2 separate regions of the Homo sapiens genome follow, and region 1 is linked to region 2. A link is a loop called in an ENCODE intact Hi-C map of the cell type or tissue named here. Cell type or tissue: right lobe of liver. All regions are shown on one strand. Links, peaks and the distances in the headings refer to the core of each region. The heading gives the core; the rest is flanking DNA. Region 1 overlaps CRYBG3 (crystallin beta-gamma domain containing 3). Region 2 overlaps RIOX2 (ribosomal oxygenase 2).

The links. A loop is a pair of places that touch in the nucleus more often than their neighbours do. Peaks named below come from ENCODE experiments on the same cell type or tissue, not always from the same donor. Only the 100,000 strongest peaks of a DNase experiment are listed, where the experiment ranks them.
Region 1: it touches region 2 in a loop (6-fold over the local background); 1 of 110 quality-filtered maps calls a loop at or near these places.

The regions. Positions count from the first base shown.
Region 1 is chr3:97,900,133-97,905,519 of GRCh38, forward strand. CRYBG3 (crystallin beta-gamma domain containing 3) reads left to right here. Exons shown (of 22, transcript NM_153605.4): 15 at 321-353. Among named protein-coding and RNA genes, the nearest start is that of RIOX2, 70 kb to the right of the region's middle. In right lobe of liver, for the core only: no CTCF peak of the experiment used is centred there; no DNase peak of the experiment used is centred there; H3K27ac peaks cover 1,308 bases.
Region 2 is chr3:97,949,825-97,955,211 of GRCh38, forward strand. It overlaps RIOX2 (ribosomal oxygenase 2), which reads right to left. Exons shown (of 10, transcript NM_153182.4): 5 at 4,568-4,671; 6 at 962-1,064; 7 at 20-191. Among named protein-coding and RNA genes, the nearest start is that of RIOX2, 20 kb to the right of the region's middle. In right lobe of liver, for the core only: no CTCF peak of the experiment used is centred there; no DNase peak of the experiment used is centred there.

The DNA of each region.
Region 1 (5,387 bases), core at 131-5,130, 50 kb before region 2:
AGCCTAGTAGTTCGACACCAGCCTGAGCAACACAGTGAGACCTCGTCTTTACAAAATTAAGCAAAATTAACTGGGCATGGTGGCACATGACTGTAGTCCCAGCTACTTGGGAGGCTGAGTTGGGAGGATCGCTTGAGCCCTGAAGATCAAGGGTGCAGTGAGCTGAGACTGTGCCACTGTACCCCAGCCTGGATAACAGAGGAATACTCTGTCTCAAAAAAGAAAAGAAAAAAAAATTTTTTTCAAAGGGTATTTTCAAAACTTTCAAAAAGACAGATTATGTGATTACAATTTTGAAAATGTTTTAATATGTTTTTCAGGAACCACTTGGGATAAATGAACCTCCGCATTTGGTATGTTTAAAAATATTCTTGTAATTGTTAAATTGTTTACTAAAAGCATTTATACCCTTTCTCTCAAATCTTTCTCTTTTCTGCAGATAACTTTTATGTGTCTCTCTGGCAGAGCAGATTACAATTGCATTTGGTACCTATGAGCAGAAGAATTCACATCTTTGTCAGTGGTTGTATTAGACTGGGTTTGTCACACTTCCTTTTGTTTTCTCCTGACAGAGCGGTAGCTCTGACCACTTTAGGGTCATTTTGAACTTCTGGCACTCTTTCTTTCCCATCGTCCATTATTTCTTCAGTGTCACATTCTTCATAGAATATTATATTTATTTCTGGAAGAGCAAACTTACCATGGAGAAGTCACGTCTTGGCATGCTTATTATGTACACGTATTTCTAATACCTATAATCAAATATTTCTGAGCTAGTGAACTTGAAACCCTATATTCATTTCTACTGTATTAATAGTTTGAAGGGGACTGGACAATACTTTGGAGCCCAACATTTGCTTATTTTCTATTGAGGGCTAGAAATTGTGCCTATTTAACACTTCTAATTCAGAAGTCCATAAGGTCAGTATTACTCCCATTTATAGACAATAAATCTGAGATTCAGAATACAAGTAAGTGCTATACACACAACTAGAAGTAGCAAAAGAGACATTTCTAGTATGGACCGCACTTGACAAAACCACATGTTCAGGGTTTTACATCAAAGAAAGACATAATCATGATACGAGCAGTACAACTATAGAAGGAAGAGGGGGTGAGAGACATTGTTTCGTTTTATTTTAAATTACAAATTCAGAAAAATTGTTGTCAAAAAGCCAAATATAGTAATTACTTTTAAATATTTGGCATTTGCTGCCTTTACATAATGCTCAGTGTTTTTCTCTGAATGTGTGTGTTTTTCTCTGAATGTGTATGTTTTTCATATTCATGTCAGTGTTTATTTCAGACCAGCTTAGTTTTACCAGGTTTGCATTCACAATGCTTTCGGGTTTTATTATTTTCTGATTAGCTCAGGCCTATTGGGAACATTTCCTTTCTGAATATAATTGAGTTGTTGTATTTAGAGACACTTCCTGCCAGATTTTTATGTTGAAATTTTGAAAACTCCCAACTGTGGATTTTTAAAGTATTTTTTCACATGAATCAAAATAACATGAGTAGATAGAAGAAAGAGAAGTTATTTCAAACTGCACATTTTTTGAGTTCTAAGTACAGATAAAAAGCCTCATTTTTTAAATCTCTGTTTCTCCTGCTCCTACCTCCTTGTTCTTTTTTTATGGACTTCCTTGTTTGGGGCAGATTGCTGGGAGGATTTTCTTGATAGTATTTCCAGTCTAACTTGAAGAGAGGAAGCAGCAGAAAACGCCCAGTGAAATCAGCTCCACTTCATTTTTCTGGGTATGGCTAAGTTATTGCCTTGTGAAATAAGCATTTCTGACAGGTATATGATAGCTGGATATTTGGTAACACATGAACAAAACATTCTTGCTTTACCCAGTATCAAAGGTCTTGTTATTTTCAGTGGACCAATTTTCAGACATTCTTCTTGTTTATGCTTACTTAAACAAACAGATCTTGGCTGACACGCTGGTTCCGTTCAATAACTAGAAAGTATTTTCAACAGGCAGTAGTTACAAAAGTCAGATTGGCAATACAGATGCTGTGTTCAGATGGGGTACTAATTTTCCCTGAGGAATAAGGAGGAAGTTTCATTTCAGAGCTCAAGTCAGAGAGGGAATTTTTTTATGCTGGTGATTTTAAAGGGAACCTCAAGCAACCTAAGAGGGGAAAAGCCAGAAAATGTATGTGTGTAGGGATTAATATACATTATGAGTGTTATGGTGATTAAAAATATTGTTGCTGACCTGGAAACATTATGATGAGATATGGCTTATTTGAGATATTGGTGGAACATCACTTTTTATTTTTTAATTTTATTTATTTTTTGTTTTGGGATTAGGAAAGTTTTATTTTATTTTAATTTTTTGTCTTTATTTCTTCTAAAAAAAAAAAGCGGGATACATGTACAGAACGTGCAGGTTTGTTTTATAGGTATACGTGTGCCATGGTGGTTTGCTGGACCTATTGACCAGTCCTCTAAGTTCCTTCCCCTCGCCCCTCACTCCCCAGCAAATCCTGGTGTGTGTTGTTCCCTTCTCTGTGCCCATATGTTCTCAATGTTCAACTCCCATTTATGAGTGAGAACATGCAGAGAACACCACCTTTTATTGAGAAGATTTTTTTTTCCTGAAGACTGAAGGTTGGTCGCTATGTCTAATTAGCAACTCAAGATATACAGGATCGCTATAGAATTCTTCACCATTAGCAAGTGACTTTTTTTAATTTTTCCCCCAAACAAAACAAAAACCAAACAGAATATGTATTATCTGCATGTCGTCATCATCTCTCTTACAGCAAGTCCTGAATATCTGAAATCTAGCACTAGATTAAATCTTATAACAGTGAATTTAGTTTTCAGAGGAGGTTGTAGTTAGGCATCATTCTCTAGAAATTCTAACCAGTTCTCCCCTTTGACTCAGCCAAGTACCTTTTGTTTCTAGAATCTTTTTAAAGTCCATTTCCAGATATAATTAAATGTTTGGATTTATTTAAACATTGAGCCCCTGTTCCATTTTATGCATGATTCTCACCAAGAAAAGCAACTAGGCGTTTTCTTATATTGGATAATTTAGCCTCACTGAATTTTAAAGTGATCACAGGATCTGTAATAATTGTTGCTACTGTTTTCATGTATGGGGGATAGGAAAATCACAGCTTTAGGCAAATACAGTAAGATTCACAAGCAGTAAAGAGAAAACACTTCTTTGTGGCACTTTAACCAGATCATTTTTATAGGAGCCAAATCACAGAAATACTTAGGAAGAATTATTTCAGTAAAGAAAGCCTTTATGGTTAATAAGGGAAATGAAATCATTGTAGAATATATAACCAATATGAGAAATATATAACACTACAATATGAGAAAGATGTGATGTAATAGAAGAATGGAAATAAGACTTTTCCTTAATAATCAACATATTTCTATGAGGGAGGCTCAAAGGGCTAGAGAAAGTCTTATTTAGACAGGGAAGAAAGTTTCTCATAGAAACTATTTTAGTATTGGAGTAACTAAAATTACATTAAAAATAATGCTGATATTGTAGAATAAGTGAGCACAGCTGTGTTTTGTCAGTAGTTCATTGCATTTTTAGTTTGTCATATTAAAGATATATATTACCACATATTGTTAGTATATAAGTGAAAATTATGTAGCAAAAAGAATTTCTGTAAAATCTTCATAATATAGTGGAGATAATTTCTGCTCAATACTGGTAGTTCTAAGAAAGAAATACAATAATACATGTGAAAAGCAAACCAGAGGAATACTTTTTTTCCTTCGCTTCCATTTCCAGTTGGGGAGCTGTTAGGGATTGAGCCGTACCAACATGGCACAGAAGGATGGGTGTAGTCTGGAAAACACTCATCTCTTATTTGTCAATTTGCCTCGGTTTTAAGCAACCTGAGTTGTTTTGTATATTTGTTATCGATTGTTCTGTAAAGGTAGCCAACATGGTCATTTATCCAGCTAGTTTTTCCAAGGACTGAATTTCTCCAAGGCTCTGTCCTTAATTTCACCAACAGTAGAAACCACAAGTTAATTATTATAATCAGCAAGCTCAGAGTTGGTTTCTCTATGGACAATCCTCAGAACATTATTATGAGAATTGTTCTATTTTGAGGATTGATAAGGTGATCAAAGTGAGGCATATTTTTGTAGAATTGGTCTAATTCTGGGTGAATCATATACCATATCTCATCTAGTCAACTCAGATAAGCATTTAACCCAGTTTTTAAAGTTTGGACAAAGATTATTTTAACCCATCAAATCAAGAGATACTTTATAACATTATTTCTGCGTGTGTATATGAATTTTAATTGATTTTTCCGGGTATGAAGACTGAGACAAAAAACTGGAGGTGGCTACTGTATATACCATCTGAAATATGCTTCACTGGCAGTATCAGTAGTCCAGGATTTGATGTTTCATGGCTTCATTGTGAAAATGTTGAAGTATAAATCTTCAGCTCAGCAGTATACAACTAATAAACAAACTGGGAATGTAGTTAGTGAACAAGACAACCTGTCTCTCTTCTCATGCGGCTTTTCTTTTATTTTTATTTTTTTTATTTTTTATTTTTTTATTTTTATTTTTTTTTAAGTTTCTGAGTCTTTTTTTTATAATCTTTTTTTTATTATTATTATACTTTAAGTTTTAGGGTACATGTGCACCTTGTGCAGGTTAGTTACATATGTATACATGTGCCATGCTGGTGCACTGCACCCACTAACTCGTCATCTAGCATTAGGTATATCTCCCAATGCTATCCCTCCACCCTCCCCCCACCCCATGACAGTCCCCAGAGTGTGATATTCCCCTTCCTGTGTCCATGTGATCTCATTGTTCAGTTCCCACCTATGAGTGAGAATATGCGGTGTTTGGTTTTTTGTTCTTGCGATAGTATAGTTTACTGAGAATGATGATTTCCAATTTCATCCATGTCCCTACAAAGGACATGAACTCATCATTTTTTATGGCTGCATAGTATTCCGTGGTATATATGTGACACATTTTCTTAATCCAGTCTATCATTGTTGGACATTTGGGTTGGTTCCAAGTCTTTGCTATTGTGAATAATGCCGCAATAAATATACGTGTGCATGTGTCTTTATAGCAGCATGATTTATAGTCCTTTGGGTATATACCCAGTAATGGGATGGCTGGGTCAAATGATATTTCCAGTTCTAGATCCCTGAGGAATCGCCACACTGACTTCCACAATGGTTGAACTAGTTTACAGTCCCACCAACAGTGTAAAAGTGTTCCTATTTCTTCACATCCTCTCCAGCACCTGTTGTTTCCTGACTTTTTAATGATTGCCATTCTAACTGGTGTGAGATGGTATCTCATTGTGGTTTTGATTTGCATTTCTCTGATGGCCAGTGATGATGAGCATTTTTTCATGTGT
Region 2 (5,387 bases), core at 157-5,156:
AGAAAACAGCAAGCTCCACCTGGTGTTGACAGCTCTGCCCCATCTCCCGCAGAGTAAGGGGGGAGTCTGTGCATAATAAAATCCTTCTTCATGTCTGAGGAAAGCAGTTCTTTGGTGCCCTCCAGCCGGTCTGCAAGTGTCCTCAGGAAGCCACTTAATCGTCTTGTAGCAACAGTTGTGGATTCCACCTGCTAGGAACACAGAAGTGAGTCCTGGCCCAGATGCCAGCAGAACTTACTGCCCAGCTCAGTCTCCACAGTAGACTGCAAAACTGCCAGCCACCGGGTATAGACATTAATCCATGTCATTCCAAAGGGGAAGGGACAACCTGAGCCCCTAAGAATGATATCTCATCATTTCCTTATAAACACTGTTAATTCTAAGCTGCCTATTGTTTGCAAAAAATTTTCAGAATTTTGCCTAGAAATAGAGATCCTTGGAAATATGGTACAGTCTGAGCTCTGCCTTTTGGAAAGCAGGTCACTGTCCTAAGATGAATGCTTCAGAGAAAGCAACCTTTGCTCAACTCAGCTCTAATCCACTCATCTCAAAACTAATCAAATAACACTCCTGTTTCAAAATGTAATAAAAGAACAGGAGGCCAACGAATACACCGAGGCCAGGATCTCCAGTACAGTGAGTTTCTCTTAACTAGTAATCTGATGTGTGCTAAATCTACAGTTCTCCTGGCCGTACTATTCATTTACTCAACCAACATTTTCACACTGCCTGCTACTGCCACTGTGAAATACAGAGCTGTCTGTACAACATCACAGTTCTTTGGATCACCACATAACACATGGCACTCCACTCATTCTGCAAGTCACACAGCTCAGCAGTGCAGCACAGTAGACAAGCCTGGCTCATGTTGGAAGAAGTATCCTGGGGTCCTTAAGGTAGGACTTCAGCTGGCCTGGGCTGCAGCTACCATCCTTCATTCCTACCTGCCTTTACTCCTTACCAGGAGCAGCTGCCGGGGTATGCCGGTCCGTAACTCCACGTCTTCCTTTGCAGTATCAAATACAAGCCCCGAGATGGTATCCAAAAGGAAATCTCCCCATGAACTAGGATATGCACCAAGGGGGAAAAAAAAACCAAAACAGTGAGTGCATACGAAATATACATAAAATACTTATTGCTAGTAAAGCCAAAAGCTACAAATTGGATTATGGCTTCCCTGTCCAGGCATTTTGAGTTCCATTAATTGGACATTACTCAGCATGGAAATCTAAGACCTTCATCAACCACCCTGTTTCCTCCCTCCCCGTTCCAGACACTCACTTGCAAAGTTAAAAGTGGGAAGCTAGGCTTCAATACTGATTTCTCTTAAAAGCTCTCAGAAAATTAACCATAGACTTTCATAAAACAGGAAGTTCAATGGACCAAATTTTTAACAAAAGTGTCTATGAGGGGAGATTTGTAGGAAATTTAAACAGTCATTATAGGATCTAAAACCAAATTTTATGTGCAATAAATACAACAAATTTGGGGTAACAGCAAGATATCTGGATTGTGTAATTATTTGAACAGTTGTATGTTACATTTTCCTTGTCACTTACAAGGGATGCTACTCCTAAAGAAAATATCTACCATCAATAATTCCAAAACAATTATGTCTAGCAGTGGTTTTACCGGGGGATAGAAGCCAGTGACTAAAAATAACATCTAGGGACAAATATCCCTATTCAATTACCTTTGCTTTCTCTGGGGTATCTGGAATTGGCTCATTCCTAAGTGCGTGCCGGTGTAAGAAATGCACTCTGTGGGGATGCTCTCTTTAAACATTTCTTAGCTATTTAAAATTTTCCTGTGTCACCAGCAGATTTCAAATTGCCGGCTAGTAGAAAATGGAAATTCACAGTATGACTTTTACTTCTCACTCAGTAAGCAAAATTAACACTGTTATGCTTCCCTCCCAGAAAAGTTGCAAAGGAGGACAAAAGCCACATGAGAGACACTTTTCCCAAGACATCTACTACCTGGCGGCCTCACTGCTTTGTGACTTAATGTTATATCCAACCCTGCATCTTTAATTGAGTCTCAACCCGGAGGGCACATGCAGATCTCTCAGCACCATACAATATGTGCTTCCTTTGCAGGTTTATGTAGGTGGAAGTCATACAGCAACAGCTCATGGAGGAATTTAGTAGAAGTTAAATAGTGCTCCTCTAAGAGTCAGAATAGATATTGGGACTTCCCACAATTTAGGAATATCTCTTGAAGGGTCCACTTTGGTAAAACAACCAAATCAACAACATACAGCAGACCCCCAAACACTCCAACAATGCTACCTTGACAGGTGTTAGGAAGAGGCCCCAAATATTCACCTTTACATGGTACCTGAAGGAGCATTAGGCTCAAAACACAGGATCATTTCTGGGGAGCAATGGCCCTCAAGTCACATCTTCTCATTCTAGCTCCAGCATCACTGTCCAAGACACAGGTCAAAATCCAGCCTGGACACATTGATCATGGTACCCACCCACAATCCTAAGCAGGCAACTTCTGTAACTTAGGAAGCTCTTCCCAGCCCCAGCTGAAAAGAGAAGAAATGAATAGGACCCAGGGGCAGCCGGCCAGTTCCTCACTCTTGGGATTGGGAAACAGAGAGTGAGTCAGGTCCTTAGCAGAAGCAAAAGCTAACAGGGTCAATGAGATGGAGGTCAGAGTAGCAACTGGTGATGGCCTAATGTTATGAGTAAACAGAAGCTGAAGAAGGAACAGAAGGGAGAAAACACCAGTCACTAGAAAACCAGTTGGTAGCAGCAAGAGAAATGGAAAAGAGAATTACAGAAAGGGAGTACCTGAGAAACATTAACGATGGGACACCCACAGATGCACGGATATTCAAAGGGCCAAACTATGTGGTCCAGAACTGCTCTGAATCCAGAATGGACTTCTAATTCCAGCCTCTCTGTAGCCTGGAGTTTCTAGGACTCACTCCCTCAAGTGACCCTGCACTTCTTGAGCTGGCTTTGGTGACTTTCTGTCCCTTAAAATGCAAGGAACCTACCTAGCCAAAGTGATGAGGGCATTTTTCAAAATGGAAGCCTAATACAAACTTGGGCCTTCTACTTGTGGGAAAGATAGCACTAAACTAGGGCCAGGCCTCAGCTAATTCCTCCAGTAAGTCTTTTAAATGTAGAGGTGAAATTCACACTGAAAAGTCTGATGAGGAAGCAGAGGTATGCTTACTAACTTGTTTTGCAAGTTCTGGCCCTGAAGGTAGGAGGTGACTTGCCGTCCCTTGGACCTAGAATGTCCTCTCCTACTCTGATCTGCTGACCCACCCCTACTTACTCATCCTTTAAGACTCACTCAGCATTGGTGTCATTTCTGAAGGCTTCTCTAATGCCCCTACTTAGCTAAATGCATTCCTCTATGCTCCAAGAGTCTCCTCTGCAAACCTACAATAGAATTTATCACACCATCTCTTCTCCTACAACCAATTCCAAAGTATAAGCTCTCTCAAAACCCCTTCGATAAAATCCTTGAATTCCCAGCAACAAACACAATGTCTAGTACATATTTGTTTAACACATTAACTCATGACTAGTATTTTTTTTTTTTTCCTGAGACAGGGTCTCGCTCTGTCGCCCAGGCTGGAGTGCAGTGGCGTGATTTGGATCACTGCAACCTCCACCTCCTGTGTTCAAGTGATTCTCCTGCCTCAACCTCCAGAGTAGCTGGGATTACAGGTGCACACCACCACACCTGGCTAATATTTGTATTTTTTTTAGTAGAGATGGGGTTTCACCATGTTGGCCAGGCTGGTCTCAAACTTCTGACCTCAAGCGATCCACCCGCCTCAGCCTCCCAAAGTGCTGGGATTACAGGAGTGAGCCACCACGCCTGGCCATGATTAGTATTTTTAAATATGATTTGGACCAGCAAGGTTGCTGCTTTTTGGATATAACTCACACAGCACTGCCACCCAGTGAGGAGGTACTAGCTGAAATGAACATGATTTTAATTGGAACTGCTGTCAGCACATGCACTTTAGTTCCTGCTGTTCCAGACTGCCTGTCCTACTTTAACTTCATGGACTGTAAAAAGAGAAACCCTCAAAGAGACCAAGAGATTTCAATGGGTACAGAGTTTCTGTTGGAATAAACATGTTTTAGAAACGAATAGTGGTGATGGCTGCACAAGAGTGTGAATGTAATTAATGTCAAACTATGCTTTAAAATGGTTTAAAATGGTATATTTTATGTTCTATATATTTTATCATATTAAAAAAAAAGAGAGAGAGTATGAGCCCAGCCTGGCATCACTAACACACTGATGTACCCACAGCTAGTCTCTTTCTTTCCAAACTATGTGACTCTCTATTTGGGCAATGCCCCACATCCTACAGAGTCAGGTTCATGATGTCCCCAGAAGCAAGTCCAGAGGGACCAGTCACATACATGGGACATCAAAGGAATGTGGAAGTCAGTAAAGGACATAAACCCTGGGGTTTGCATAGGAGGTAGGGGCCAACTCCCTCATATCCCTCCTGAATGTGGCTGCTGCAGGCCAGGACTCAGAGCTGTCCTAGCATGTGCAGCTGGGAGGCAGTGTTTACTTGTTCTGGTAGGTGCTGATGGTCACGTGAGTAGAGTGGGCCAGCCCCGCAGGAGTGTCCGCTTGATGAATGGTTCCTCTGGGAAAGTACAACAAATCACCCGGCTAAAGGAAGGAATAGGAAAGGGTAGAGAAGTTAATAAGTATTCCTTCTCAGTCCTCTTCATTTCAGGGAGATAAATATGGGCTTTGAGTCTCAGTTCTCCATTCTAGAAACCACAACCTCAAGGCACAGTCTATATGCTGGGCTCATGTCGTGTGCAGCTAGTCTAGCTTCTCTGTGTCCGTGAGCCTGTCACTGTTAACCATGATCCACGAGAGGCTCTCGGTGCCTGAAGTCACTATCTTTTCATTCTCAAGCTGAGACTAGACTCACCTGAGACTACCCTGCCCTGATGCAGGGATCAAGGAAGGTAACATCCTGTGCCTGGGACGCCTGCTTCCTCCCTCTTGCATGCTTCAGTGGTTAAGAGTAGGAGCTTGAATTTAGAGTCACACAGACACAGCCACTTACTGGCTGATGATCTGGCAATTTACCTGCCCAAAGCCTCAGTTTCTTTATCTGTAAAATGAAGTTTAATAGCCCCAAACCTTACAGGATTATTTTGAGGATTAGAGATGCTGCTTCCAAGCTCTTAGGGCAATGATGGGCATGTGATTGGATTATATGATTTTATCCGCCAGTCCCCCACTTCCTGATAATTTTTGAGTACTTCTAGGCGCAGGGTCTGTATCTTACCATCTTGTCTTTCCCAGAGCCTACCCTAGCAAAGCACCTAGCACTCAACACAGGCTCAATGAATGTTGGGATGAATTGAAAA